Regions from separate parts of the Homo sapiens genome. Here region 1 is linked to region 2. A link is a loop called in an ENCODE intact Hi-C map of the cell type or tissue named here. Cell type or tissue: Calu3. All regions are shown on one strand. Links, peaks and the distances in the headings refer to the core of each region. The heading gives the core; the rest is flanking DNA.

What was found. Peaks named below come from ENCODE experiments on the same cell type or tissue, not always from the same donor. Only the 100,000 strongest peaks of a DNase experiment are listed, where the experiment ranks them.
Region 1: it touches region 2 in a loop (2.3-fold over the local background); 2 of 110 quality-filtered maps call a loop at or near these places.

Annotation. Positions count from the first base shown.
Region 1 is chr10:119,001,769-119,014,961 of GRCh38, reverse strand. All of the region lies in intron 2 of LINC03036 (long intergenic non-protein coding RNA 3036), which reads left to right. Among named protein-coding and RNA genes, the nearest start is that of LINC03036, 21 kb to the left of the region's middle. In Calu3, for the core only: no CTCF peak of the experiment used is centred there; a DNase peak (open chromatin) is centred at 7,891.
Region 2 is chr10:118,840,520-118,857,290 of GRCh38, reverse strand. The region is part of intron 3 of LINC03036 (long intergenic non-protein coding RNA 3036); the gene reads left to right. Among named protein-coding and RNA genes, the nearest start is that of CACUL1, 94 kb to the right of the region's middle. RefSeq lists enhancers at 12,841-13,340, 13,341-13,842. In Calu3, for the core only: a CTCF peak has its summit at 6,609 (motif pointing right); a DNase peak (open chromatin) is centred at 6,650.

The DNA of each region.
Region 1 (13,193 bases), core at 4,346-12,345, 160 kb before region 2:
AGCATTAAAAGTGCAGAAGCAGACCCACTCATATAAAGAAACTTGTTCTGTGGTGGGAACTTGATCTATGCTGGACTTTACAATAGACAGTGTTTGGTAATTGAGAATCCTTACGGAAAAAAAAATCAGACTTCTATATCACATTTTAGATAAGAATCAATTTCAGGTAGATTAAAGACTTAGCTGTGAAGGCAAAACTCTAGCTTTTAGAAGACAATATGGGACAATTCCTATGATTTCAAGGCAAGGAAGTATTTCTTAAACAAGGCAAACACACAAAATAACCCACTAACAATAAAGAGAAGAATTAATAAATGTTACTTAATTAAAATGAAGAACTTCTGTTTCTTAGAAGACACCACACAGTAAGTAAAAAGACAAGTCATGGCCAGGCGTGGTGGCCCACTCCTGTAATCCCAGCACTTTGGGAGGCCAAGGTGGGCGGATCACTTGAGGCCAGGAGTTAGTGACCAGCCTGGCCAACATGGTGAAACCCTGTCTCTACTACATATACAAAAATTAGCTGGGTGTGGTGGCACACACCTGTAGTCCCAGCTGCTTGGGAGGCTGAGGCACAAGAATCGCTTGAACCTGGGAGTTGGAGGTTGCAGTGAGCCGAGATCAGGCCACTGCACTCCAGCCTGGGTGACAGAGTGAGACTCCCTCTCAAAAAAAAAAAAAAAAGTGAGAGGAGCTGTTTGTAATACATGTCATTGACTAAGGTCCTAGTGCCCAGAAGATATAAAATAACTAAAAATTGATATGAGATATACACACAAATAGAAAAATTTGTGAAACGTGTGAAAAGGCACTTATAGCAGAAGAAATGTAAATGGATATTAAAAGGATAAACTAGATTATAATCGGGAATTCAAATTATAACTAAAATGAGATACCACTTTACACCATCAGATTGGCAAAATCAAATATTCTATCAATATCAGACATTGACAAGAATGTGGTATAACTGGAACTTATATATTGCTAGAGAGAATTAAATTGGTATAATCGATGTGGAAAACAACTTGGAAATATTTAGAAAAGTTGAAGGCAAAAATAATTTGTGGCCTAGCAGTCAGCCAGACAGATGCTCCTGAGGACCAGGAAACACGATTAAGAATGTTTACACACTACCTACCAAACTAAAGTGGTTGTAGTAAAAGAAACTGGAAAAACCAAGTGAGGACATGAAGAAACTGGAACTTTTTTTTTTTTGAGAAGGAGCTTTGCTCTTATTGCCTAGGCTGGCGTGCAATGGTGTGATCTCGGCTTACTGCAACCTCCGCCTTCCGGGTTCAAGCGATTCTCCTGCCTCAGCCTCTTGAGTAGCTGGGATTACAGGCATGTGCCACCATGCCCAGCTAATTTTGTATTTTTAGTAGAGATGGGGTTTCTCCATATTGGTCAGCCTGGTCTCAAACTCCCGACCTCAGATGATCCGCCCTCCTTGGCCTCCCAAAGTGCTGGGATTACAGGCATGAGTCATTATGCCCGACTTTTTTTTTCGAGACAAAAGTCTCCCTCTGTCTCCCAGGCTGGAGTGCAGTGGTGTGATCTCGGCTCACTGCAACCTCTGCCTCCCAGGCAGAGCAATTCTTCCTCAGCTTCCTGAGTAGCTGGGATTACAGGCACCTGCCATCCGGCCCAGCTAAATTTTGTATTTTTTGTAGAGATGGGGTTTTGCCATGTTGGACAGGCTGGTCTCAAACTCCTGACCTCATGATCTGCCTGCCTCGGCCTCCCAAAGTACTGGGATTATAGGAGTGAGCCACCACACCTGCTGGAAAGGCACATCTTATATGGTGGCAGGCAAAGCAAGAATAAGAGCCAAGCAAAAAGGGAAAGCCCTTACAAAACCATCAGATCTTACGAGATGTATTCACTACCACAAGAACAGTGGGGGAAACCGCCCCTATGATTCAATTATCTCCCACCGGGTCCCTCCCACAACACCTAGGAATTACGGGAACTACAATTCAAGATGAGATTTGGGTGGGGACACAGTCAAACCATATCAACTACTCAGAAATAAAAAGGAACAGACTATAGATACTGAAGGTTAAAAACATTATGCTCCGTGCAAGAAGCCAAACACAGAATACTACATATTATCTGATTACACTTGTAGAAAAGGCAGCACTGTAGAGACAGAAAGCATATCATCGGCTGCCTGGGCTATGGGTGGGTGGATAGGGAGGACTGCCTGCAAATAGGCATGAGGAAACTTCTGGGGGTGATGGAATGTTCTAAAACTAGGTGGTGGTGATGGCTACACAACTATATAATTTTTTGTTTGTTTGTTTCTGTTTTTAGGCAGGGTCTGGCTCTGTTGCCCAGGCTGGAGTGCAATGGTGTGATCTTAGCTCACTGCAACCTCTGCCTCCCTGGCTCAAGTCATCCTTCCACCTCAGACTCCCAAGTAACTGGGACTACAGGTGCACTACCATGCCTGACTAATTTTTGAATTTTTTGTAGAGATGGGGTTTCACCACATTGTCCAGGCTAGTCTTGAACTTCTGAGCTCAAGCAGTCCACCCGCCTCAGCCTCCCAAAGTGCTGGTATTACAGATGTGAGCCACTGTGCCCTGCCAAAGCTGTATATAGTCCAATTATAATGGGTACATTTTATAGTAATATAAATTATACCTCAATAAGGTTGTTAAAAGTGTTCACACTAACATTGTTCCTAATTGCCCCAAACTGGAAATAGCTCAAATATTCATCAGCAGAATGGATAAATACACTGTGGTATGTCTGTTCAACAGAACCCATGAGCAGTATTAATAAGCAAGTAATAAGCAGTCCTCCCACCTCAGCCTACTGAGTAGCTGGGACCACAGGTGCACACCACCAAGCCTGGCTAATTTTTTTGTGTTTTTGTGTAGAGATGGGGTTTTACCACATTGCCCAGGCTGGGCTCAAACAACCCACCAGCCTCCACCTCCCAAAGTGCTGGGACTACAGGCATGAGCCATCATGCCCAGCCAAATCCCTTAATAATAATAATAATAATAATAATAATTATTATTATTATTATTATTATTTTTTGAGACGGAGTCTTGCTCTGTTGCCCAAGGTGGAGTGCAGTGGTGCGATCTCGGCTCACTGCAAGCTCCACCTCCCGGGTTCACGCCATTCTCCTACCTCAGCCTCCCGAGTAGCTGGGACTACAGGCGCCCGCCATCACGCCTGGCTAATTTTTTGTATTTTTAGTAGAGATGGGGTTTCACCGTGTTAGCCAGGATGGTCTCGATCTCCTGACCTCATGGTCTGCCCGCCTCGGCCTCCCAAAGTGCTGGGATTACAGGTGTGAGCCACCACGCCCAGCCATCCCTTTATTATCACGGATATTGCTGATGACATTTCACAGCTGACTGGGCTCTGCAGTTGAGAATTACTGAGAATCGCTGCTCCAGGCTCGAATCCATCACCTTCGGTGATGTTTGTTTGGGCTTCTCCATCCAGGCAGACACTAGTCACCACTTAGGGTGGGTTTGAGGAGTTTCATCCTTCCTTTTGGTGTTGGTGGGAGATTATCAGGGAAGTGGAGCTCAGGGACCCCCAGCGAGGACCCTTGCATCTTTGTGAGGTCGAGCATGGTGTGGTGGGAGGAGGGAGTCCAGGAAAACCATCAGGATGTGCTGATGATAAGCACTGGGGAATTCTCAGTGTGAAAGGAGAAACACTGAACATGGCTTGGCTTGTGGAGAGGAGATGCTGTTTGGCGTCCTTCTGAGATCTGCTCACCCTTTATGCCTAACGGCCTTGCTGGACCACAGCATGGATGCTTACGAGTTACTGTGTGTCAAATTTAGGCTCACTTTTGCCTAAACTTGTGTATTTCCTGGGGTGGTAATTTGACCTTTTCATCTGTTGACAAGCTTAAAAAGTTGCAGGAACTTTGCCCTCATGGTGGGCATCTCATGATCATAATGAAGTTATAAATTAAAGTCAAAATTAAGAAGTTAAACTCCACACATACACACAACCTAATAGGAAATACATGTAAATATTTACCTCATCTCTGAATTAGGAGGGCCTTTCAAAGCATTTAGATGATGGCTGATATCCCAAAGGGAAAAGTATCTGACAATATGAAAAAAAAAAAAAAAAAAAGTGGGTGGGTGTGGTGGCTTACACCTGTAATCCCAGCACTTTGAGAGGCCGAAGCGAGGGGATTGCTTGAGTCATGAGTTTGAGACCAGCCTGGGCAACATAGTAAAACCTTGTGTCTACTAAAAATGCAAAAGACAAATAACCCAAAAACCACCACCAACAACAACAAAAAAAACCTAAATAAAAGGTATAAAACATTAACAACAAAATGCTAAAAAGCAACAACAAACAACTATTTATGGCAAACATTTTCCCCTAACAAATATGCATGGCAAATATTTTCCAAAATATATTTGTCATATATACAAGAACACAGGGTTACTAGCTTTAATGTTGATATTGCTATGTACATAAAACACAAACTGATTAGAAAATTATTAACACAAAAATAGAAAAGTGGGCAAAAAATGTGAACAAATGATCATAGATAAAATAAAAATGATTTGTAAATATACGAGAAAAAGGTTACCTACTGTAATAACCAAAGAAAGGCAAATTAATATACTCTTTTACCTATCAAATGATTTTTAAAAATCTATCAGATTTTGAAGAATTTGATGAAGTGGATACTTTCCTGTACTTACGTTTTTGGAGAGCTATTTAGCATTATCTATTAACAACCTCAAATATTCATTTCCTATTGGATCAATGATTCGACTTCTAGGAATCTAAGGCGATAACCCCGAATGCAGTCAGAAATTCAGTAAAAATAGTTATTGCAGGGTGGTTTTAGCACAGAATTGAAAACAACTTATGCCCACGTAAGAAGTTAAATGATGCTAAAACACATGATAAACTATCACATGGTCAATTAAAGTTAGACTTTCTATTAATTTTTTATTTTTTTTTATTTTTGAAACGGAGTCTCACTCTGTCGCCCAGCCTGGAGTGCAGTGGCACGATGTCAGCTCACTGCAACCTTCGCCTCCTGGGTTCGAGCAGTTCTCTCGCTCAGCCTCCTGAGTAGCTGGGATTACAGGCATCTGCCACCACGCTCGGCTAATTTTTGTACTTTTAGTAGAGACGGGGTTTCACCATCTTTGCCAAGCTGGTCTCGAACTCCTGACCTCGTGATCCACCTGCCTCGGCCTCCCAAAGTGCTGGGATTACAGGTGTGAGCCATCGCGCCTGGCCTCTATTAATTTTTCATGACACAGGTGAATGCTTATGATATACATCTGTAACTATGGTATAATTCCAAAATACTATTGTTATTATTTTAGAGACAGGGTCTTGCTCTTGTTGCCCAGGCTAGAGTACAGTGGCATGATCATAGCTCATTGCAGCCTTAAACTCCTAGGCTCAAGTGATCCTCCTGCTTTGGCCTCCCAAAGTGCTTTGGGAGGCCAAAGCAGGAGGATCACATCGAGCTACTGTGCCTGGCCTAATTCCAAAATATTAACAATGGTTCTCCCTGGACTGTGGGGTTATAGAAGATCCCTGATCTTCCTCCCCAACCCTTCTTCTAGTGTAGTGGTCAAGAGCTAGGCCTTGGGGTCAAACCCAACTCCATCTTCAAAGCCAGTGGAGGCTGGTTGAGTCTTTCTCACTCTTCATCTCTAACACAGACCCTCCTGCCTCCTTGCTTGCTTATAAGGACCCTTGTGATTACATTGGGCTTTCCTGGATAATCCAGGATCATCTCCCTATTTTAAGATCAGCTGGCTAGCAACCTTAATCCAGCTTTAATTCCCCTTTACCATGTAAGGTAACGTACTCACAGGTTTGGATGGCCGTTATTCTGCTTACCACACTAGCTGTGTGACCTGGGGGAAGTCATTTCCCCGAACGTGTTTCTTCATCTGTGACATGGTCTCTCAACCCCAGCACCATTGGCGTTTTGGGTTGGGTCATTCTTGGTTGTGGGCTGTGCTGTGCACTGTAGGATGTTTAGCAGCATCCTTGGCCTTTCTCCATTAGATCCCAGTAGTAACCGCCCTGCCCCCCACAGTGTGGCCACCAAACACATCTTCAGATTTTACCACATGTCCCTTGGAGGCAAAGTCACCCCTGTTTAAGAACGGATCTATGAAGTAGCTATTGTTCTCAACTCCTGCTGTAGTTGTACAGAAGATCAGACAAGATGGTGTATGGAAAAGGTCTAACATAGAGACAGTGCATAGCAAGGTGCCCCCAAATGACATCTCCCTGTATTTCACTTTTCTGAATGCACATACTGTTATAGTCATTAAAACTAAAGTTATGGTCGGGCGCGGTGGCTCACGCCTGTAATCCCAGCATGTTGGGAGGCTGAGGCAGGTGGGTCACTTGAAGTCAGGAGTTTAAGACCAGCCTGGACAACATGGTGAAACCTCATCTCTACTAAAAATACAAAAATTAGCCACACGTGGTGGCGCACGCCTGTAGTCCCAGCTACTCGGGAGGCTGAGGCAGGAAAATTGCTCGAACCCGGTGGGTGGAGGTTGAAGTGAGCCGAGATCACGCCAATGCACTCCAGCCTGGGTAACAGAGTGAAACTCCATTTCAAAAAAGGGAAAAAAGATAAAAACAACCCCAAAATTAAAGTTATTAAAAATCAACTCTTAGTAGTTGGGTGGTAGGCTTGAAGAGTGAATACCGCCAAAGGCAGCCAGGTGTGGTGGTACGTGCCTGTAGTCCTAGCTACTTGGAGGCTGAGGCAGGAGGATCACTTGAGCCTCAGAGTTTGAGGCCATCCTGGGCAACATAATGAGACCTTGTCTCTCTAAAAAAGAAAAAAGAAAAGAAAAGAAAAGAAAAAAATGTCCTCAAAGGCAAAGGGTGCCTTTTCATTGAGAACACTAAAAATAAATTTTAATTATTCAAATAGTGGATTAATTCCTATTATAAAAAATTCAGGCCGGGCATGGTGGCTCACGCCTGTAATCCCAGCATTTTGGGAGGCTGAGGCGGGTGGATCACGAGGTCAGGAGATTGAGACCATCCTGGCTAACATGGTGAAACCCCGTCTCTACTAAAAATACAAAAAATTAGCTGGGCGCAGTGGCAGGTGCCTGTAGTCCCAGCTACTCGGAGGCTGAGGAAGGAGAATGGTGTCAACCCGGGAGGCGGAGCTTGCAGTGAGCCGAGATCGCGCCACTGCACTCCAGACGGGGAGAGAGAGCGAGACTCTGTCTCAAAAAAAAAAAAAAATAATAATAATAATTCAAACATTATAGACAAGGATAATATTTTCCTTTATCTCCTTGACTCCCACTCTCTATCATTACCTCCCCGGAGGTGACCCTGGAGTGTTAGTGTCACGAAGGCAGAGACTTCACTTGTACTTTTTCATCACTTTATCTCCAGAGGCAAGAGTAGTGCCAGGCACACAGTAAAATGAATGGGTTTAGTGAGTATTCTTCAGTTCTTAAAAAAAAAGTTTGCTATATAAATCTCAGCGATTGTTATCATAATCCAGTTCCATATGGTCTGGATATAATAGCCATATTTACTATGCCATATGTTCAAGTTACTTAACCTCACAAAAGCTTAAATGGATAACAATACTACTGCATGGCGTGGTTGTGAGGAATTCCAGGCTTTTTGCCATGCATTTATACATGAACACACGCACATGCATACACACGCACACACACACACACTTTTTAATTTAGTATATCTGTGATTCCATACATTCTGCAGTTTGCTTTTATCATTTACTATGTCCTAGAGTCTTTCCAAGTCAGTATATATACTGCCACCTCATTCTTTTTTCTGCTATGAGGATGAATCATGGTTTACTTAAGAGATGATAACAAACTCTCTGGCCTCTCCTCCCGGGATCTGGCAGGAGCTCAGAAAACGAATCTCTTGCTAAATCTCTGTCTGGTTGAGTAAGGTGCTCTGCAGGCTGGAGGAGCCTGTTGATATTTTAGTTTTCATCAGCTGTGCAAATCTGTGAGTCTTTTTGGTTTGAGTGCGTCAGTCTTGTCTGGAAATCTACACTGGGACTATTTTTAGCCTGTTAGGCCAGGGGATCTGCCGCTCTGTGGTCCAGTTGGTCATCTGCAGGTGCAGTCTCCAGCAAACGATCACAAGCTCTTTAAGATGTGCCTGGGCTTGGGGGGACCTGTCTCGCGGGCTTTTGTGGAACCTTCAATTCCTGGATTGTAAAGCAGGGCTGCAGGTCTCCTGGGATGAGCTCCAGCCAAGAGGTAAGGGACTGGAGGGAGATTCTTGGGTCCTTTCCCAATTCTGCCCAGACTGTCTCTAAGGTGATGCATGGACACTGATGGGACATTTGCAGTCTGGACTCAGCCTCTGCCTCAGCTCCACGGAAGCTGCAAACATTCACACCTCTGTGCCTTTGCACAAGCCTCTTCCTCTGCCAGGAATACCCTTCCCTTCTTTTTTTTGAGACAGAGTCCCACTCTGTTGCCCAGGCTGGAGTGCAGTGGTGCGATCTCAGCTCACTGCAACCTCGCCTCCCAGGTTCAAGTGATTCTCATGCCTCAGGTTCCTGAGTAGCTGGGATTACAGGCACCCTTCCTCCTTTTTGGCCTTCGAGGCTCAGCTCAAGTGTCCCCTTTTCAGGAAAGCTTCCTCCTTTCCCATGCAGCAGAGCTGGTCACTTTGTCCTCCAAGACCCCAGGGACTTTGTACTTGCTACCTCCTGGCCACAAGGCAGGACAGACCGCTGCCACCTGTCTGTTCCCTTCACTGATGGGGGCTTCTGGAAAGAGGGACCCTCAGTGCTCTCCTGGTGCCTGGTACATCATGGGACTTTGCAAATATCTGTTGGGTGACAGAAGCTCAGTGACTGCAGAATAATGTGATGAGTGCCACTGGAGAAGGAGCTGAGATCATGTGATCGGGAAACAAGGGCTGTTTTCAAGGGGCCACGCCTAGCTGGCTCTGCTCAGGATGTGTCTCATCATCCTCAAAGTGGTCTTTACAGGCTGGAAAGAGAAACCCAGTGTCAGAGACATGAATTTAACTCAGCTGAAGTCTCTCTCAAATTTCTAGAAAAAGATTAGCGGAAGATGCTAATTATTACACTGGTGCAAAAGTAATTGCGGTTTTTGCCATTACTTTTCTTGGCAAAAACCGCAATTACTTGTGCACCAACCTAATATTTCAGTGATAGTAGTTATGCATGTATCTAAAAGACAAAGCACCTTGAAGCACTCTCTGTGTTGAAAGTCATGTTGGATGAACAGAATAATGGTCCCCTTTCTACGAATCTGACCCTCAGAAGCCCAGCCATCTAGGAAGAGGCTGAGAAGTTGGGCGTGAGTAAAAGGCTTTGGGTAACTCTCTCCGTGTTCTACTGAGTAGTTTTGCTATACAGGAGAGTCAGCTCCTTTCTAGGAACCCATTAAATCTTTACATACATTTGTAACATTTTCTTTGATGACTCATGGTCAGCTCAGGCCATTGAGTTGGTGGTGATAGAGGAGGTGGTGTTAGACATACACTCGGCTACTTCTACGGATAGTACTGTGGGATGGCAGAGTGTAGTAATTTGGTAATGTCAATTCTGAGTTATTGGGAACATGTTAAATTTCATTTACTCTGTTTAAAAAGGCAGGAAGTGCCTAATACATTTAGTTTAGAAAATGATTAGCACACCTGACTGGGCGCGGTGGCTCATGCCTATAATCCTAGCACTTTGGGAGGCCAAGGTGGGCGGATCACCTGAGACCAGGAGTTTGAGACCAGCCTGGCCAACATGGCGAAACCCCGTCTCTACTAAAAATACAAAAATTAGCCAGGCATGGTGGCATACGCCTGTAGTCCCAGCTACTTGGGAGGCTGAGACATGAGAATTGCTTGAGCCTGGGAGGCAGAGGTTGCAGTGAGCCAAGATTGTGCCACTGCAATCCAGCCTGGGTGACAGAGTAAGACTCTGTTAAAAAAAAAAAAAAAGAAAAAAAAAAGAAAAGAAAATGACGAGCACACTAGTTGGTGTTTTGGGTGTCTATGATGTGGTTACATTCACTTAGGTGGTATCTCTCCTTTCTCAGCACCACTAGGTAAATAATAAAAACAGTGGGTAGCCAGGCATCGGTGGTGCATGCCTGTAGTCCCAGCTTCTTGGGAGGCTTACATGGGAGGATCACTTGAGCCCAGGAGTTGGAGACCAGCATAACATAGCAAGATCCTGTTTCTTTTCCTTTTTTGGGGGTCAGGGGGACAGAGTCTTCCTCTGTTGCCCACACTGGAGTGCAATGGCACCATCTCAGCTCACTGCAACCTCTGCCTCCTGGGTTCATGCAATTCTCCTGCCTCAGCCTCCCAAGTAGCTGGGATTACAGATGTGCGCCACCACACCCAGCTAATTTTTGTATTTTTAATAGAGACGGGGTTTCACCATGTTGGCCAGGCTGGTCTCAAATTCCCGACCTCAAGTGATCCACCCGCCTCGGCTTCCCAAAGTGCTGGGATTACAGGTGTGAGCCACCACACCTGGCCTAGCAAGACCCTGTTTCAAAAACAGCAAACAAAAAACCCATAAGTAACCCACCTAGCAGTGTGCTAAGAGCTCTCCTCTGGCTCCTCATTTAAATTCCAGTTATCCAGGGAGGAAGGTATCATGAGTAATCCCATTTTATAGATGTGGAGGCTGAGGCTAAGACAGGGAATGCAACACACCCAGGGTCACACAGCCAGCAAGAACTTGATGGGAATTGGAACCCAGGCTAGCAGATTCCAAAGCTGGTGCCCTTCACCCATCAGCTCTCTTGACTGCTAAGGTTTTCCTCTCTTGTTTCTGCAGACTGCAGCCTGGTGGGTGTGTCTGCAGCCTGGGGTGTGTCTGCAGCCTGGTGGGTGTCTCCAGCTGTCCTTTAACTTCTCCATTTCCCTCAGTTCCCTGGGAAGGTTCAGGGTGGTGGGCTTGCCTTTCAGGATGCCTTTCATCGTCAGGGCCCCTGTGTCCACTGCTGTGACATTTGGTGAGGAACAGCTCCCTTCCTGGAGCCAAAGAGCATTCATTGTCTGGCCACAGGAAAAGCACGCCACATGTCCCCTGACGACCTGAAGATGAATCCTGACTGCCTGGACATGCCTGGGCGGGTGTACCCATGGCCTGTGGTTGAACCAGCCACACCTTGTCTCTTGGCCAGAGGTAATGTCCAGGCTCATCTCTCTGTGTAGTAACTGGACCCAGCTGGAGGGTGGGAGGTGATAGCTCCTGGGAAGTCCGGTCCGGGGTCCTGGCCAGGGAGTCACAGTGGCTGCTCTGCAGGCTGCCCTGAGGCTGAGGGCTGTGAGTCCTGGGATCTGCTGGGGAAGTCCAAGGCATATCGCACCAGCTGCCCCTAGCTGCTGCCTGCAGCTGGAGGCCACAGGCCCCCCATGTTGAAGAAGTGTCACCTTCAAAGGGAGGTCACCATGCAGCAGCATCATGGCTGGAAAGGACCAGAGTGAGTGAGAGCCAGCATCGCTGTTTCTGATCCACCAGTGACCTGCTACACAGAAATGGCAAGTTATTTCTCTCCTCTGGATCTCAGATTTCTCACCCTTAAATAAAAGGGCACGCAGTGGCATGGAACCACGCTGACACCTATCACTGTTAAACGAGGCCAGGACACAGTCTGATCTCCATCTCCACTTTTTGTTGTTGTTAAATGAAACGGTACGTATCTTTGCTTCTATATATTTTGTGTAAAAAATATGGGGATATATAAGAAAATGTATGTAAAAGTGTAGAAGGATATATATGAAATTGCTAACAGTGGTCTTCTCCAGGTGGTAGAATTATGGGTAGCTTTTTTGCATAGTTATAGGTCTACTTTTTTTTTTTTTTTTTTTGAGATGGAGTCTCACTCTGTCACTCAGGCTAGAGTGCAGTAGCGCGATCTCAGCTCACTGCAACCTCCACCTCCCAGGTTCAAGTGATTCTCCTGCCTCAGCCTCCAAAGTAGCTGGGATTACAGGCACGTGCCGCCACACCCAGCTAATTTTTGTATTTTTAGTAGAGATGCGGTTTCACCATGTTGACCAGGCCGGTCTCAAACTCCTGACCTCAGGTGATCCACCTGCCTTGGCCTCCCAAAGTGCTGGGATTACAGGCGTGAGCCACCGTGCCCGGCCTGTTTACTTATTTTTTTAAAATACAAAAAATTTGAAAGCAGGATGTTGGGTTCTAAATCCTGAGCTCTGTCTTATCCTTGCTGCTGCCTTCACCCTGAAAGCCCGGCAATGACTGCCTCCTTTGCCTCTAGAGACTGCAGCCAGCTCACCTCAGGCACTGGGTTCTCCTGCCAGAATGGTCTCAGTAGCTGCACCTGCCGGTTTGGCCTCCTTCTTCCTAATGATTGCAGCATTGCACACCTGAACATGCTTTCAGCTAGGATTTGGTGGTGCCAATCTCCATTTTTAAATAGACTAACTAGAAGTCAGTATGCTATCTGCTTCCTCATCTGTCATCATTGCACCCTGCCCCACCCCCAGAATCAAGTGGCAGACAGGCCAGGAGGGGTGAGAGGTGGAGCAGACGTGGCCCGGGAGTGGGGCTCTGTGGCTCGCTCTGCTTGCTTCTCCCTCTCCAGCCATTCTCTAGGATCACTCCTGTCCCATGCGTGTTTGCTCTGCCTCCTCACTGTCCCCTAGTAGATTGCGTTGAGCCATTGAGGCCAGCTCACGTGCCATCTCAAGCCTTCAGTGGTTGAAGCAGCCTTCGTGTATTCCTTCTCTGGGTCTGTCTGCACAACGCCTCCCTCATGCCCCAGGCTCCTGGTAGGGTTGTTGGTCACAGCTCTGCTCCTGCCACAGGTGGGCAGATGATACAGACTGATCAGTTTGAATATCCTGTCTCCCTGGTCACAAAGATTGGTTCAGGCATGGGCATGTGACAAGTCAGACCCTTTCCTGGGAGTGGTGTTATGAGAGAGACAGATGATCATTTTGCTGTCACTACTCATGTGGGATATGATGAGTCTGTGACTGCAGTGGTCATCTTTCCCCCACAGGAAGAGCATCTCCCTGCAGAAGTAAACCACGCACAGAGCCCTAATGACATCATTGCTTCAGCCCCTGGATCCAGCCAGGCCTGAAGCAGGATAACCCTGGACTTCCCAGTGAGGTGAGCCAGTAAGTGTCCTGTTTGTTTGAGCTGATTTGATTTGGGATTCTGTTCCTTGAATCTGAAG
Region 2 (16,771 bases), core at 3,427-11,426:
AATTGCCCCCATCTCTCAGCACAGGAGATGAAGGTAAATATTTCCAGGAACAGGTTTTTTTGTTTTTTGTTTTTGTTTTTTTCTCATTAAAAGTGACATGTGAAATGTCTTCTCCTTACTTAGAAGAGTTCTAGGTCACTCTAGATAAGATATCTAGTCTGACTACCTTGATTATTTTACACCAATTTTTATCCTATTTATATTGGGCTAAGTTGAGGTGATTGAAGAGGCTAAATCATATCAAATAAATCAGAAGACAAAAAAAGCAAAGAAAGACACCACAGTGGTAACTGGTCAGTGTTGTGGAAACACACACCTCACTCACTGTCACATTGATCACATTCTGTTTGCTGGGCAGGCCTAAGGGCTTCCGAGGCCAGTGTCTAAATGGCTCCTGGGGTTCTACAAACAGGATCTCAGGCGGATGGCCTCATGCTCTCTTGGCCGTGCTCCTGATAATGCCTTTTGAGATCTGCTGTTTTCTTTGCAAGGGAAATAACCCATCCCTAAGGCTTTGAACCCAGGGAGCAGCCTCTCCAAGCTGGGCACACAGTCAGAGGCTTCAAATGCCTGCCGTGTGTCGCAGGCAGACCCTACTCAAGCTGGCCCAGTGAGGAGCAGGTGGTCACTGCAAAGACACCACTGGGACATGTGGGAATTCCACAACCAGAATTCTGGCACTGCTGTTCTCATGGTGCCTGCAGAGCCACGGGATAGAAAGAAAGACAGCAGTTCTCCACAATGTCTCTCTTTCCCTTGCTGCCCACTCTGTCCTCTCCTTGGACACCTTCCTTGGCTTTCAGGTCATTGCTGCTGTCTCCCTCCCGACCTCTGCCTGCTCACCATCTCCAGTGACTGCTCTGAATCCAGGTCTACCTCATGCCTTTCTGCCTAGCTCCCACGGCTGAACTTTTTCGTCCTTGTCCCCCAGTTCCAAATTCCAGAGGCAGAGGGAGAGAAAGGTCTGACCAACCTGGTCTGCCATCTTGAGCCAAGCTACTGAAGTCCTAGGTTTCTGGCTGGTCTGTGGGGGTTCCTCCACCTTTGATCTGGTTAGCTGTAATGGTGGGGCCTCCTCCCTCAGCAGCTGATGTGGGTAGCAAGATTCCTCTCAGGAGGGACTCAGTTGTGTTAGGTTGGGATTACCCTCATGAATGGTGCAGAGTGCTGGAGGGTTGCTTGGGTTAGACTCTTGGCTGGCTTTTTATTGGTTGGATTTTGTTTCTTGAGATGTAATTCACGTACTGATATGGTCTGGCTCTGTGTCCCCACCCAAATCTGATCTTGAATTGTAATCCAAATTGTAATCCCCATGTATGTGTTGGGGGAGGGAAATCATGGGAGGTGATTAGATCATGGGGGCAGTTCCCCCATGCTATTCTCGTGATAGTGAGTGAGTTCTCATGAGATCTGATGGTTTATAAGGGGCTTTTCCCCACTTTGCTCTGCACTTCTCTCTCCTGCCACCATGTGAAGAAGGTGTGTTTGCTTCCCCTTCCACCTTGATTGTAAGTTTCCTGAGGCCTCCCCAGCCTTGCAAAACTGTGAGTCAATGAAACCTTTCCTTTATAAATTACCCAGTCTCGGGTATATCTTTATTAGCAACGTGAGAATGGACTAATACACATACCATAGCTTTCACCCTTTTACAGTGCATAGTTCAGTAGTTTTTAGTATACTCACAAGGTTCAGTACCCACTATCTCTTTCTAATTCCAGGATATTTTCATCACCGCTAAAAAAAAACCTTCACATTCATTAACAGTCACCTCCCATTCCCTCTTCCCACAGTCTCCTGGCAACTTTGGCCTATTTTCTGTCTCTGTGGGTTAGAAAATTCTGGACATTTAATATCAATGGAATCACACAATGTGTGGCCTTTTATGTTTATCCTCTTTCATTTAGCATCATGTTTTCAAGGTTCATCCATATTGTGGCATGAATCAATACATCATTGAATTGCATAATAATCCATTTTATGGATATAACATATTTTATTCATCGTTTCATCAGCTGATAGACATTTGTGCTGCTTCCACTTTTTGGCTACCATGAATAATGCTGTATGAACATTTGTGTGTAAGTTTTTGTGTGAACATATGTTTTCAATTTTCTTGTATATATACCTAGGCATGGAATTGCTGTGCCATGGCAGTTTTATGTTAAACTTTTTGAGGAGCTTCCAGACTGTTTTCTAAAGTGGCCATGTCATTTTATAGTCCCACCAGCAATGTACAAGGGTTTCCATTTTTCCACATCCTTGCCAAAACATTATCTTTCTGATTATAGCCTTCCTAGAGGGTGTGAAGTGGTGTCTCATTGTGGTTTAGATTTCCCTAATTATGAATGATTTGAGGAGCTTTTCATGTGCTTATTGGCCATTTGGGATCATTTTTAGAGAAATTTCTACTTAACTCTTTTCTTGTTAAAAAAAATTTGATTGTTATTGCTTACTAGCGGTTTAACCTCGTACTAGGTGCTCAGTCTCTCTGGGACTGAATCTTCTCATCTTAACAGCAGGGACACTCACCTCACGAGGTTGCTGGGGTGCATAAGATGAGGTGGTACGCATTGATGCTCAACCCAGTGCCTGATTCACGGGAGAAACCTAAAACATTTGTTATTATTGTACCACTGTGAAGACCAGCTGATTTTCTTGAGAGCGTAATCTGTCCTCTGCCAATAAACATTTTTTTCAAGGGACTTAAGAGTATTTTGAGAAGCAGCCTGGGGTATGGATGGAAGGTAAGGACCCCAACCCCACCCACCAAGGAACAAGCTTCATTTGCAATAGATGGTGATGGTTGGTGCCCTTTTAGCTCAGTAGTGTTTCAGGTAAAGGCCAGAGCTGAGGACAATAGAATTTCGGAAGGGACAAAAGGAAACAAGCTGGCTAGTGCCCAGGGAGGATATTTTCAGAGAACAGGGAATTTTTAAAGGTGATTTTTATGAAGCTTCCCCTTATGGTGTGTGATAGAAAATGTCTTTCCGATCTTCCCACCAAGGTGTTAGTAAAATCTTTATCTCATGAAGCATTGTATAAGCGGATCTTTTTTGAGCAATCGCATAAAGTGCTTCTGGCTGGAGAGGGTGGAGAATGAGGTCAGCTACACCTGGAATCGCACTGGGATTAGTGTAAAATGCAGATCAATGAGGGCAGAGGCCAGGAACTCTTTCCTGGCTGCTCACAGGGCTGTTCAGTGTGGGACAGGCTGGCCTGGTCTCCTCCAGGATTCAGAGTGGTATCTTCAGGGACAGAGACCTCCTCCTCCTGCTGTTTGCGGTGCTCAGAATCTGACCCCCACCTTGGCTGATGAGCGTGGAGGTGGTACTTCTGCTGTGCCAGTGCACAGATGCACCTGAGGCTGGCTCTGCAGCTGGTGCAGCTCCTTGGAGAGTGCTCTGAAAACACCATGCCCCTGGGGCCACAGAGGGGGTTCTCAGCCCTTTCAGGCTTCAGGAGGGAAGAGGCTCTTTTTGGCTGGACACTGCGGGGAAGAGTTCTGTGGGCTACCAGAGATGTGCCCCATCTGTGTGGAAGGAATGTGGGTGCACCTGCAAAGCCACCTGCTGAAATCCTAACCCCCAAGGTCATGACGATGTTAGTAGGTGGGACCTTTGGGTGGTGATTAGGTCCTGGGAGTAGAGCCCTCATGAATGGGATTAATGCCCTTATAGAAGGGACCCTGCCTGTAATCCCAGCACTTTGGGAAGCCGAGGAGGGGTGGATCACCTGAGGTCAGGAGTTCGAGACCAGCCTAGCCAACATGGTGAAACCCCGTCTCTACTAAAAATACAAAAATTAGCTGGGCCTGGTGGTGGGCGCCTATAATCCCAGCTACTGGGGAGGCTGAGGCACGAGAATCACTTGAACCCGGGAAGCAGAGGTTGCAGTGAGCCAAGATCACACCATTGCACTCCAGCCTGGGTGACAGAGCGAGACTTTGTCTCAAAAAAAAAAAAAAAAAAAAGAGGGACCCTGAAGAGCTCTCCTGTCCCCTCTGCCATGTGAGGATACAGAGAGAAGTCTGCAGACTGCAGCCCAGAAGAGCGCCCTTGGCTGGGCGCGGTGGCTCATGCCTGTAATCCCAGCACTTTGGGAGGCCGAGGCGGGAGGATCACGAGGTCAGGAGATCGAGACCATCCTGGCTAACATGGTGAAATCCCGTCTCTACTAAAAATACAAAAAAATTAGCTGGGCGTGGCGGCGGGCACCTGTAGTCCCAGCTACTTGGGAGGCTGAGGCGGGAGAATGGCGTGAACCTGGGAGGCGGAGCTTGCAGTGAGCCGAGATTGCGCCACTGCACTCTAGCCTGGGCGACAGAGCGAGACTCCGTCTCCAAAAAAAAAAAAAAAAAAAAGAGGGCCCTTATCAGGACCAGCCAGGCTGGTGCCCTGATTTTGGACCTTCAGCCTCCAGAACAGTAAGAAATAAATTTCTGTTGCTTATTAGCCAACCAGTCTGTGGTAACTTGTTATAGCAGCCTGAACTAGGACACCATCCACAGTGCCTGAAATGAACACTATCCCCTTCCCAAAGAAGCACGGCCTTGCTGGGCCATGACCATTTCATGCCCTGAACACGAGGATTCCATTGCATCGCCAGGATCATTCACTTTGTGCATTAGTGGTGGTTGGTACAAGTACTGCCTGAAGAACTCCTACAGAAGAATCTCTCCCCTTCCCAACACCAGAGAAGACAATTTGTGTGACTACAAGAAACACAGATTAAGCACCCACCATGTAACACACACTGAGCCAGGCATTGTGGGAAGAATAGAGATGAATGAGACTTGCCATTTTCCAGAAGAAGCTTCCCCAGCTCTTTTTAGAAAGAAAGTGAGACAGAAGGAAAAGAAGTTAGCAAGGCCGGGCGCAGTGGCTCCCACCTGTAATCCTAGCACTTTGGGAGGCTGCGGCGGGCAGACCGCCTGAGGTCAGGAGTTTGAGACCAGCTTGGCCAACGTGGTGAAACTCCGTCTCTACTAAAAATACAAAAGCTAGCCGGATGTGGTGGTGCATGCCTGTAGTCCCAGCTACTCAGGAGGCTGAAGCATGAGAATCGCTGGAACCTGGGAGGCAGAGGTTGCAGTGAGCTGAGACAGCACCACTGCTCTACAGCCTGGGGGACAGAGTGAGACTCTGTCTCGATTAAAAAAAAAAAAAAAAAGAGTTAGGGAAGATGAGAGACTGGGAAGAAGAGAGTGGGGATTATTAGGTTGGCTCAAGGGAGACGGGGAGGAGGCCTGATCCAGAACGGGGCCATGTGAGCCTGGAGAGGGCTGGTTAGGCTGAGTCCCTAAGGGGCAGGAGCCGGGTCTTCTCTAGGGTTGGTATTTCCTGTACAAGGTCTGTGCATAGGTGCTGGCAGATCAGCCATCTCCTCCCCAAGTCTGCCAGGAGATGCCTCTCTCTTCTTGGATCCACAGGAAGACAGAGCACCTGAGTCATTTGGGAATCTCTGAGTCAGCGGCTCAGGACAGCAGGGAAAGTGTAAAGGCATTGGCTTCAGGGAAATGACCATCAGTTGGCCTTGGCATGGGCCTGTCATCCTAGGCCCACCCAGTGAGGTTCCAGCACCATCAAGACACAGAGAGCATTTGCCTTATAGGACAGAGGGATGGAGGCCTTACAGGACACAGGCATGGAGGCCTTACAGGACAGAGGGATGGAGGTTTACAGGACACAGGCATGGAGGCCTTATAGCACACAGGCACAATGGCCTTATAGAGCAGAGGCATGTTAGCCTTACAGGATAGAGGCACAGAGGCCTTACAGGGTAGAGGCACGGAGGCCTTACAGCATAGAAGCATGGAGGCCTTTCGGGATAGAGGTATGGAGACCTTACAGGATAGAGGCACAGAGGCCTTTCAGGATAGAGGCACAGAGGCCTTACAGAACACAGTCATGGAGTCCTCACAGGACAGAGGGATGGAGGCCTAATAGGTCACGGGCATGGTAGCCTTACAGGACACAGGCACGGTGGCCTTACATGTTCTGAGTTAGAACCAATGGGAAGTGGAAGAAAAGAAAGTCTCACTTCTTCTTTCTTTCACTGAGCCAGAAACAGCCTATCCTGGAGTGCTGAGGGTTTGTGTAGGGCCCTGGTTCTCCTAGGCCTGCCCACGGAGGTCTGGCCCAGAACATGTATTTTTACCAAGTGATTCTGATGCCCTGCGAAGCTGGAGCACTACTGGTTTGATAACTATTTGCTGAGAAAAAGGAAGAGGCTCTGTTCTGTGGACCCCTTGGCTTTACTCAGAGGTCAAGCATCCAAATGCACCAAGGTTCAAATGACCTTGAACAGAAGAAGCCACTGGGTTTTCTCTTCCCATAGGAAACTACCAAGTTGAATATCTGCCAAAATATTATTCCAAGTTTGTGCAAGAAATGTTTACCTTTTTGTAAGTAAGAAGCCACCTGAATTTCTGTAGATCTTAACAGGCTGTGTATATAGTATATGGCTTGTATATGTACTTGATTATACCAAGTAATAATCCCAATTAACCCGGTTCTACCCCAGCCTTACACATAGGATCTTTAGCCCTGTTATAAAACCACCCAAGCAATTTAGGGAGTTCCCATAAAGCAACTTCAACAAACTGAGGATCAAGTCCTCTCCCACCAGGTGGCGCCACGGGCTACCCAAGGTTCTGCTAGGCATCTGCCATCTTTTTGGCCAGGCCTCCCCTGGGTACTACCATCATCCCTCATTGAGGCCCAGGCCCTGGGTCTTCCAGGGGTCAATACATTCAGGGTCAGAGGAGTTGCAAGGCATCAGGCTGAGGGCTTTATGGAGTTCTTACAAAACAGACCATGTGCTCTTTCTTCCAAGAGCTAGTGGTTTGAGAGGCTGCCTGCCAGTCATTGTTTTAAGTACTTTACATGTCTAGTCATGTATGATCTCTTATTCTTGTTCTTGCTTCTCCATTTTTTTATAATGGAAAATTGAACATATGCAAAATCAGATAGGATAATATAATAAATTCCATGTTTCCATCATCAAGGTTTAACAATGATCAATTCATAGCTAATCTTATTTCCTCCCATATTATTTGTTTAAAAAATAACACATATCAGTGCATTTTTAATGCTTAATTTTTTGTTTTTTTTTAAATTCACAAATAATGTATATATTATGGGGTACAATGTGATGGTTTGAAATATGTTTATAATATGAAATGATTACATCAGGCTAATTAACAAATTCATTGGCTCACATACTTGTCTTTTTGTGGTGAAAACATTTAAAATCTACGCTTTTAGCAATTTTGAAATATACAGTGCATTATTATGTATTGTATGCATCACTCTGCAATAGATCACTAAAGCTTATTCTTCCTAACTGAAGTTTTGTACCCTTTGATCAGTATCTCCCCTTTCCCCATCCACCCCGTCTTCTAGCCTCTGATAACCACCATTCAACTTTCTACTTCTATGAGTTCAACTGTTTTAGATTTCACATATAAATGAGAGCATGCAGTATATTTGTCTTTCTGTACCTGGCTTATTTCACTTATCCTCCAGGTTCACCCATGTTATGGAAAATGACAGGATTTCCTTCATTATGGCTGAATAATATTCTATTGTGTGTATATAGCATGTTTTCCTTGTCTGTGATTAATCTGATGATGGATACCTAGGTTGCTTCTGTATCTTGGCTATTGTGAATAATGCTGCAATGAACATAGGAGTACAGGTACATCTTCAGCATACTGCTTTCAATTCCTTTGGATATATACCCAGAAGTGGGAGTACTCGATCATATGGTAGCTCTATTTTTAGTTTTCTGAGGAATCTCCATACTGTTTTCCATAATGGCTGTATTAATTTACATTCCCACCAACAGTGCAGCAGTGTTCCCTTTTCTCCACAACCTTCCTAAAACTTATCTTTCATCTTTTGAATGATAGCCATTCTAAGAGGTGTGAGGTGATATCATTGTGGTTTTAAATTTTATTTCCCTGATGACCAGTGATAATTAGCATTTTTTTTCATATCCCTGTTGGCCATTTGGATGTCTTCTTTTGAGAAGTGTCTATTTAGGTCCTTTGCCCAATTTCTTTCTTTCTTTTTTTTGAGACGGAGTGCAGTGGCACAATCTTGGCTCACTGCAAGCTCCACCTCCTGGGTTCACGCCATTCTCCTGCCTCAGCCTCCTGAGTAGCTGGGACTATAGGTGCCCGCCACCATGCCGGGCTAATTTTTTGTATTTTTAGTAGAGACAGGGTTTCACTGTGTTAGCCAGGTTGGTCTCGATCTCCTGACCTCGTGATCCGCCCGCCTCGGCCTCCCAAAGTGCTGGGATTACAGGCGTGAGCCACCGCGCCAGGCCCTTTGCCCAATTTCTGATTGGGTTCCTCCCATATTATTTTGAAGCAAATCCCTAACATCCTGTTTTATTTGTAAACATTTTAGCATGTATCTGAGATAAGGACGCATCACATAAGGACTCTATTTGTAAAAAAACAGACAAAAAAAAAAGTCCATAAAAGCATTATCACCTCTAAAAGTGATTAATAATGATTTCTCAGTATCATCGAGTATCAAGTCAATGTTCAGATTTCTAGTTACTTCATAGATATCATACTTTTTAAACAGTTTATTTGAATCAGGATCCATAAAAAGTCAGTATATTGTGATTGGTTCATTTGTTTCTTAAGTTTTTGTTTATTCTGTTGTTTCCTCCCTCCATTCCTTTTTTTTCCTCTTGCAATTTAATCATGGAAGAAACCAGGTTGTTTGCCCCATAGGGCTTCCTCCAATCTGGGTTTTGCTGTTGCACCTGCTTGCTGTCCTTTAACACATTCCTTGGTTTGTTGTATTTTCTATAAACTGGTAGTTGAATCTAGAAGCTCCAGCTGATTCAGGTTCATTTTTTAAAAAAAATCACTACTTCATAGGTGTTGGTGTGATCTTCTACCAGGAGGCACACAGTGTCTGATTCTCTCTCTCTCTCATGTTAGCAGCCATTGAGGATCAATGCTTCAATGGTTAATGAATGAATCTGAATTCACTAGGGATTACAAAATGGTGACATTCGAATTCCATCATTCTTTCTTATTTACTAGCTGGGATACTTCTAGAAAGAGAAACTTAACCCCCATCAACTCTTGAGTTCCCTGGTGGCACAATCCTTATTGGAAAGACAGGTTAAATATTTAATTCTTTCAATTTAATCAGTGTTTTTTTTTTTTTTTTCGTTGTTTGTTTTTTTTTAGACAGGGTCTCTCTCTGGTTGCCCAGGCTGGAGTGTAGCGGCACAATCTTGGCTCACTGCAGTCTCAACGTCCGGGGCTCAGGTGATTCTCCCATCTCAGCCTCCCAACTTGCTGGGACTACAGGCACACGCCACCACACCTAGCTAACTTTTTTGTTTTATTTTTGGTAGAGACAGGGTTTTGCCATGTTTCCCAGGCTGTTCTCAAACTCCTGGACTCAAGCAATCCAAAGTGCCTCGGCCTCCCAAAGTGCTGAGATTACAGGCATAAGCCACCTTGCCCTGCCTTTAATCAGTTTTAATCAACTAATAAATGGGTTCCCCAGCATCCTACAATGACAATCAGTTAGTTGTTTTAGTAGCATTATGGACTTCATGGGTTTCAATGTATTTGCTGTGTTTCCATCCACAGCAGTTTATTACCCTTATTGATGTTCAGACTTTCCCAACTCTGGCCAGTGGCAGTTTCTTCAAGTTAGCCTCTGAGTCCTGTTGTCTTGACTCTTAAGTTTTAGTTTATTCTGTTGTTTCCTGCCTCCATCCCCTGTTTTCCTCCTGCAACGTAATCGTGGAAGAAACCAGGTTGTTTTCCTCGTAGGGCTTCCTCCAGTCTGGGTTTTGCTGTTACATCTGCTTGGTGTCCTTTAACATGTTCCTTGGTTTGTTGTATTTTCTATAAACTAGTAGATGAATGTTGATACATTTGTGTCCTCATGAGTCTCATCTTGTATATTTCCTGAACCAGTTCTGGAACCAGTCATTTCCGAGTTCCTTTAGAAGGGAAATGGTATTTCAAATGCCCCATCTAGCTGTGAGGGATGCTTATTTCTCCTGGATTGGTGATTGTTTCTAGGCCTTTTCAGTGAGTAAATCTTGTAAATAGTTCTTTTCTTTTTAAAGATAAAATATATCATAAATACTTACAGGGCTGGGCGCGGTGGCTCACGCCTGTAATCCCAGCACTTTGGGAGGCCAAGGTGGGTGGTTCACCTGAGGTTGGGAGTTTGAGGCCAGCCTGACCAACATGGTGAAACCCCATCTCTACTAAAAATACAAAATTAGCCGGGCGTGGTGGCGCATGCCTGTAATCCCAGCTCCTCAGGAGGCTGAGGCAGGAGAATCACTTGAACCGGGAGGTGGAGGTTGCAGTGAGCCGAGATTGAGCCACTGCACTCCAGCCTGGGCAACTAGAGCGAAATAACGTCTCAAAAAAACAAACAAAACAAAACAAAAACAACTTACTGATGCCTCCTACTCAAATTTGACCACAGATCCTTTACTAGATTTCTTCTCTCTTACATATTTGTCCATTTTCTCCTATGCCAAGGATCTGAGAATGATAGAATTAGAAAATCATAAAATCATTCACTTTTTAAAATCCCATGATACTGCTTGAGCATCCCAGATCAGAAAATCCAAAATTCAAAATGCTCCACTATCTGAAACTCTTTGAGCACTGACATCTGACATGACTCTCAAAGGAAATGCCCATTGGAGCGTTTTGGATTTCAGGTTTTCTGATTTGGGATGCTCAACCAGTTAGTCTAATGCAAATATTCAAAAATCTGAAAAAATAAAAAATCTGAAACACTTCTGATCTCAGGCATTTCAGGTAAGGGATACCCAACCTGTACACACAGGTTAGTCAAATAACTTATACAAGGTCTCATGGGTATTAAGAGGTGGGCAGCAGGACTAGGCTTAGGCTGCCTGGCCTCAGAACCTGTTAATGAGTATGCACTAAGCTACCTTTCTCTTCCCAGCTTCTGCTGTCTGTAAAATTCCATCAGGAATCCACAGGGGCCAGCTGGGGAGCCAACCCATACAAACAACAAATACCACATCGAGCTCTCTCCCCTCCAAAAATCTGTTTCTGGGGCAATAACTTCCACCTAGCCTCCCTTTTTCCCCATGGAATGGATCTCAAGATGCAGCTTGGCCTTCTTGCAAACACAGATCTGGTGGAACCACCATTGGCTTTCCCTGACACGCCCATGCAGGTCTGTCCTCACAGATCTCAGTGGGACTCCAGCTGCTTTGACATTGCCTCCCCGCCATTTTCCCTTTTTTCTTATTCAAGGCTAAGGCATCCCCAGCAAGTCTTGACTTGACCCTTGCTTAGTTTGATTTGAGGGCTGAGGCATGAGATATTTCAGGATACTGAGGGTCATATCATGGTGGCATAATGAAAAGAACACAGGATTCAGATGAGCTGACTTGATTTTCAGCCTTAGCTCTGCCTAAGTAACTTCCCCAAGTCTCAATTTTCTCAACTGTAAAGTGAGATGCTCTTATGGAAAGGTGGGATGATAACAGCTCCTCATACAGGGAAAAGGCTGTGCCTTGAATCCCTTGACCAATTGTTTTCCTTGGGGCCTCTGCACCCCGGGACTGAAGTGGTGGCTGGGAAGGGTTTGGGCACCAAACATCACTTGTTGCCAGTGGCAAATCAGGACCACAGTATCTGAATGGGAAAGGCTGTTAGAAAATTTATTTTGCCTCTAACTGCCTCAGTAACCCGGCAGCCTGCTTGGTCCCCTGTGCAGTGGATGGGCTAAAATAATTGCTCAAGTACTTTGTTAAAAGAAAAAGGCTCTCCACGTTTCCATTAACTCCCTGCGTGGGGCAGTTCCAGCCCACTGCTCCAGGTAGCATTTACAGTTCAATTTCACAGTCATGATGGACTGAAATACCTGAAACTCACTTCCGCTCCTCTCCACAAGCCACATGCATTCACAAACAGCTGAGGTTCATCACCGGTCCTTTCTTGTTAATCATCTCCTCCTCCAGATCCTTTCCCCACCTCCTCCTCTTCAAAGAGAGCCATGACTTTGAATTTTAAATGTCCCAAGAAGTGCTTTTATCCACAATGGGGACTGATGAGTTAATTTCTTAGAAAATAAACTGAGCACACAGGAGCTGTTAAAATTCCCTTCCTCCAATGCCAACATCACAAAGAATAGCACAGTAGCCCATAAATCTACTACTTGCATATGTTTACTTAATCACATTGGAATTCTCTTTGAACTTGACCCCAGGGATAGAGATTACAGAATTGGCTGGTAGCTAAAATAATCCGCTGAAAGAGTTCAGTGTCATGAGAACTTCAGGATAAAATGCAGAAGGAGCTGCTTGTGAAAAGCACCAAACCAATGTGACTTCTAAACCATTCAATTCTGACAACAGGCTTACCCAGGCCTGGGTGCGCCTTCCCCACTTTAGGCTGTGGTTGCAAACTGGCTGTGAGGATAAGATTTTCTTTGGAAATAAATACTTGCCCCTACCTTGAATTTCCAAGCAGTCTGAAGTGTCTCATCTCTAGGAAAGGCCCTGAGGCTAGGCTCCTTAAGGCACAGTGGTAGAGTGGATAGTGCTGTCTTTAGAAATGAGTGCAGTCAGTCGGGCGCAGTGGCTTATGCCTATAATCCCAGCACTTTGGGAGGCTGAGATGGGTGGATCACGAGGTCAGGAGATCAAGACCATCCTGGCTAACATGGTGAAACCCTATCTCTACTAAAAATACAAAAAATTAGCCGGGCGTGGTGGTGGGCCCCTGTAGTCCCAGCTACTCAGGAGGCTGAAGCAGGAGAATGGCGTGAACCCAGGAGGCGGAGCTGGCAGTGAGCCGAGATCGCGCCACTGCACTCCAGCCTGGGCGACAAAGCGAGACTCCGTCTCAAAAAAAAAAAAAAAAAAAAAAAGAGAGAAATGAGTGCAGTCTGGGAATCAGAGAGCTAAGGGCTGGGCAGGCCTAAGGACAAGCCAAGAGGAGCAAGGGTGGAATGAAGTGATGGACACAAGACCACCACTACTGACAGGGCCCAGACCCGCCCCCCCACCCCAGGTCATTGCTATTAAGAGTTGCTTGCCTCATGTTACAGGATTTTTGGGGTGTTGTTTTTCTGGCTGGAAACCTCTGTGCCAGTGGTGCCTTTGCCCAAGTTTCACTCAGGCCCGCTGGGTTCGTTTCACCCAGTTGGCCTGGCAGGCTGCACTTGGCTTATGCTACTGGCCTGGGACTCACCTCTGCCAAGGGCAAGTCAGGTGTGGAATGGCAAGGGGTGTATGAGAGAGCATGGGGTCCGGCCACTGCGCACAGTCAGACATGCTGGCTGCTGCAGCAAGGCAGGCAGCTCCAGGTGCTGGCATGGGTGCCGGCTCACTGCTAGGTTATGGCAGGACCAGGCACACCACAACCTGCTTCCATGGCTGGCCCAAGGGAACACAGTGATGCCCTGAAGGTTGGAGATACCATGAACCACAGGGCCCCAAAGAGTGAGTCACAGCCCTGGTTCAGGAGCTCCCAAGTCTGGGCCCCTGAAGGGCCGTAGCTCTTCTTTCCTTCTCTTTGCCCATCCTGTAGCTCTTCTTTCCTTCTCACCCACAATGTGGTGAGCAAGGGGCATGTCTCAGCCCTGTTTGTGTTACAGCTCTTTTAGTTTTACCATTCAGCCGGCCCCAAGTTCTTGCCCTGTGACCAGGAAGAATGAGGTATGCAGACAAGTGGAGGGTGACTACGTTGAAGAGGAGCTTCACTGAGCCATAGAATAGCTCAGAGGAAACCTACAGGGGGCAGCTCCTTTCTGCAGCCAGAGTGTCCCGACCAGTGTTCAGCTCCTAGCAGAGAGGGTAGCTCCTCTCTGCTATGCAAGTTGTCCTGGCAAGTGTTCAGCTATCAGCAGAGAGGGTAGCTCCTCTCTGCTATGCAAGTTGTCCCAACCAGTGTTCAGCTCCTAGCAGAGAGGGTAGCTCCTCTCTGCTATGCAAGTTGTCCTGGCAGGTGTTCAGCTATCAGCAGAGAGGGTAGATCCTCTCTGCTATGCAAGTTGTCCTGACTAGTGTTCAGCTCCTAGAAGAGAGGGTAGCTCCTCTCTGCTATGCAAGTTGTCCCGACCAGTGTTCAGCTCCTAGCAGAGAGGGTAGCTCCTCTCTGCTATGCAGGTTGTCCTGGCAAGTGTTCAGCTATCAGCAGAGAGGGTAGTTCCTCTCTGCAGCTGGTCTTCCCATTATCTGTGCAGCTCTCAGCAGAGAGGAGGCCCTAGAGTGGGTAGCTCCTCCCTGCAGCTGGTCATCCCAATGTCTGCTCAGCTCTGGCTAAGCCTGGGGTTTTTATGGGCCTCAGAGGGGAGGAAGTGTATGCTGATTGGCCCATGGGCAGCCATAGGTGGGTCTGGAAAAGGCACCACAAGTTCCCACTCCAGTCTGTGGGACTGGCAGCCCAGCCCTCCCTGGCCTAAAGGTGGGGCCTCACCAGGACCATCCCCATCCACCCAGGAACCTGTCTGCCTCCTGCTGCTGTTCTTGGTGCCCAGGCTGTAGGTGCCAAGGGGTGCCTGCAGGCCAGTGCCGAGCTGCCCTCAGCCCCCACTCAGCTTCCCTCCTATGTTCGTGGCACCCAAAGTCCAGAGGGGGCTGAAGAGGCAGGGGGCTGGCATGTCAGCACTGCTCCGAGTGTGTGCACACCCAGCTGGGCCACAACAGCACCCAGTCTTGGCCCTGACTTTGCTCTGAGATTGGAGCAGGCACTGACAGCAGGGAGAAGCCAGGCAGCAGGAGCAGGCGCTTGCAAGCCGGTGAGGGTGGCAGCGGCAGGGGGTCGGGGGGTACTTGGGCCTTCCTGGGCCCCCAAGAGAGCAGGGATGCCTGGTTCCACAGCCATGGTTTGGGCGGCTGCAGCTGCACCCGGGGGCGCTGGGCTCCTGCCTGATCCATGGAGCACGAGGCCCAGGTCTGCAGCTGCAGTTTCGGTGGCTGCAGCTATGCCTGGGAGGCTGGGGCTCCTGCCTGCTCCGTGGAGTGGGAGGCCCAGGTTTACAGCCAAGATTTGGGTGGCTGCAACTGTGTCCCTGGGAGGGTGGGGCTCCCACCTGCTCCTGGGCCCCAAGAACCTGGGTCAGCAGCCGTGGCTTGGGCGGCTGCAGCAACACCCAGGGAGCTCCCACCCCAACTTGGAAGGGGCTGGGCTCTCACTTGTCCTCGGCTCCTGCTGGCTCCACGAAGCATGCAGCCTTGGCTGTGCCTCCTTGCGTGGCCAGCGTGATGGCAGTGGCTGCTCCAGATGGCCTGCCGCTGCCATCACTGATACATGAGTGGATTAATGCAGGCATTGACACATTGTGGCCTGTGGGCCAAATCTAGACCTGTTTTGGTATAGCCTGTGAGCTAAGAATTTTAAAATATATTTTTAAATGGTGGGAGAAAAAAATAAAAAAAGTATTTTGTGCCATGTAAAACATATGAACTTCTACCTCTGTGTCTATAGAGTTTTATTGGAACACAACCATTCATTTATATAATGTCCAAGATTGCTTTTGTGCTGCGACGGCAGAGTTAAGAGGCTGCAATTGAGGTCTGTGTGCATGGCAGAGGCTAAAAGATTTGCTGTCTGGCCCTTTACAGAAAGAGTTTGCCAACCTGTGAATTAGGGTCATTTAGAAGTGTGGGTTTGAGACAACTGGGGCTCTGGATAGAATTAAGGCTGAGCGAAATGAGCCACGAACTAGCAGGTCTCAGCTAGGGCCAATTTCCTAATCTGTGAAATGGATGGATTAATATCACTCATCTCATAAGGCGGCTGCCTCCTAAAATCTGCTGACAGAAGGTTCATAAACGGTATGGATTTCAAGGCACTCGCACAGCTGGGAAGAGCCACAGATACTGGCTGGAGAATGGTTTCAGACCTGAGTCCTTGTCAGACCCACTTGCTGAGCTTTGAAGAACAGGAAGCCCTGGGCCGCGATTCCTTGGACATATCACTCTCTCCAGGTCTGGGGTGGGGCTGGGCATCTGTCCTGTCCACAAGCTGCCCAGTGATTCACACATTCAGGCCGGTGGGAAGCTGTGATTTGGCCCATGTGCCTCAAGGCATGGATGAGGAGACACAGGGGTTGATTACTCCTCTAGGCTCTGTCCTCCATGGTTCCTCCACCAGCACCCTTTCTTCCCGAGACCTCATGGCCCCACGTTTCTTCTCCTGTCCCCTCAGTGAGCTCAGTTTGTCCTGTGGCATGGCAGTTTGAGAACACCATTCTTTGGCCCTTGAGGCTGGGAGCTTTCTATGGCCGGGTGTGGGGGCGCACTTCGGTCTCCCCACCAAGGCCCTGGGGTGAGCCCACACTTGGTTCCACAGACAGCCCAGAGTGGGCAGCTGAGCCGCAGGGGTCAGGACAGCTGATGGGGTCAGGGGCACAGCTTTGACTCTCACTTGGCTCCTTCTCAACTGGGGTCACTCAGGTGAACCACTTAACAGTCCCCCACCCAACACACACCAGCCAAAATTTCCTCATCCATAATATATGGCTCCTACACCTGACTGGTTCTCTTCATCCTATGTGGCTGTTGTGGGGCCCAGAGAGACGACAGTCACAAAAGCACTCTGTCACTGGAGAACGCTGTGCAGGTGGAGCCGGGGCCCTTCAATATTCAAGAAATGAGTTCAAACTGGCCCGGAACCAAGGCAATGTGCACTCAGCCCACCCTCTGGCCATGTAGCCTTACCCTTCCCAAGCTACCCACCAAGGCTGTTGACCTTCCTCTCAATAAAGAGACATGG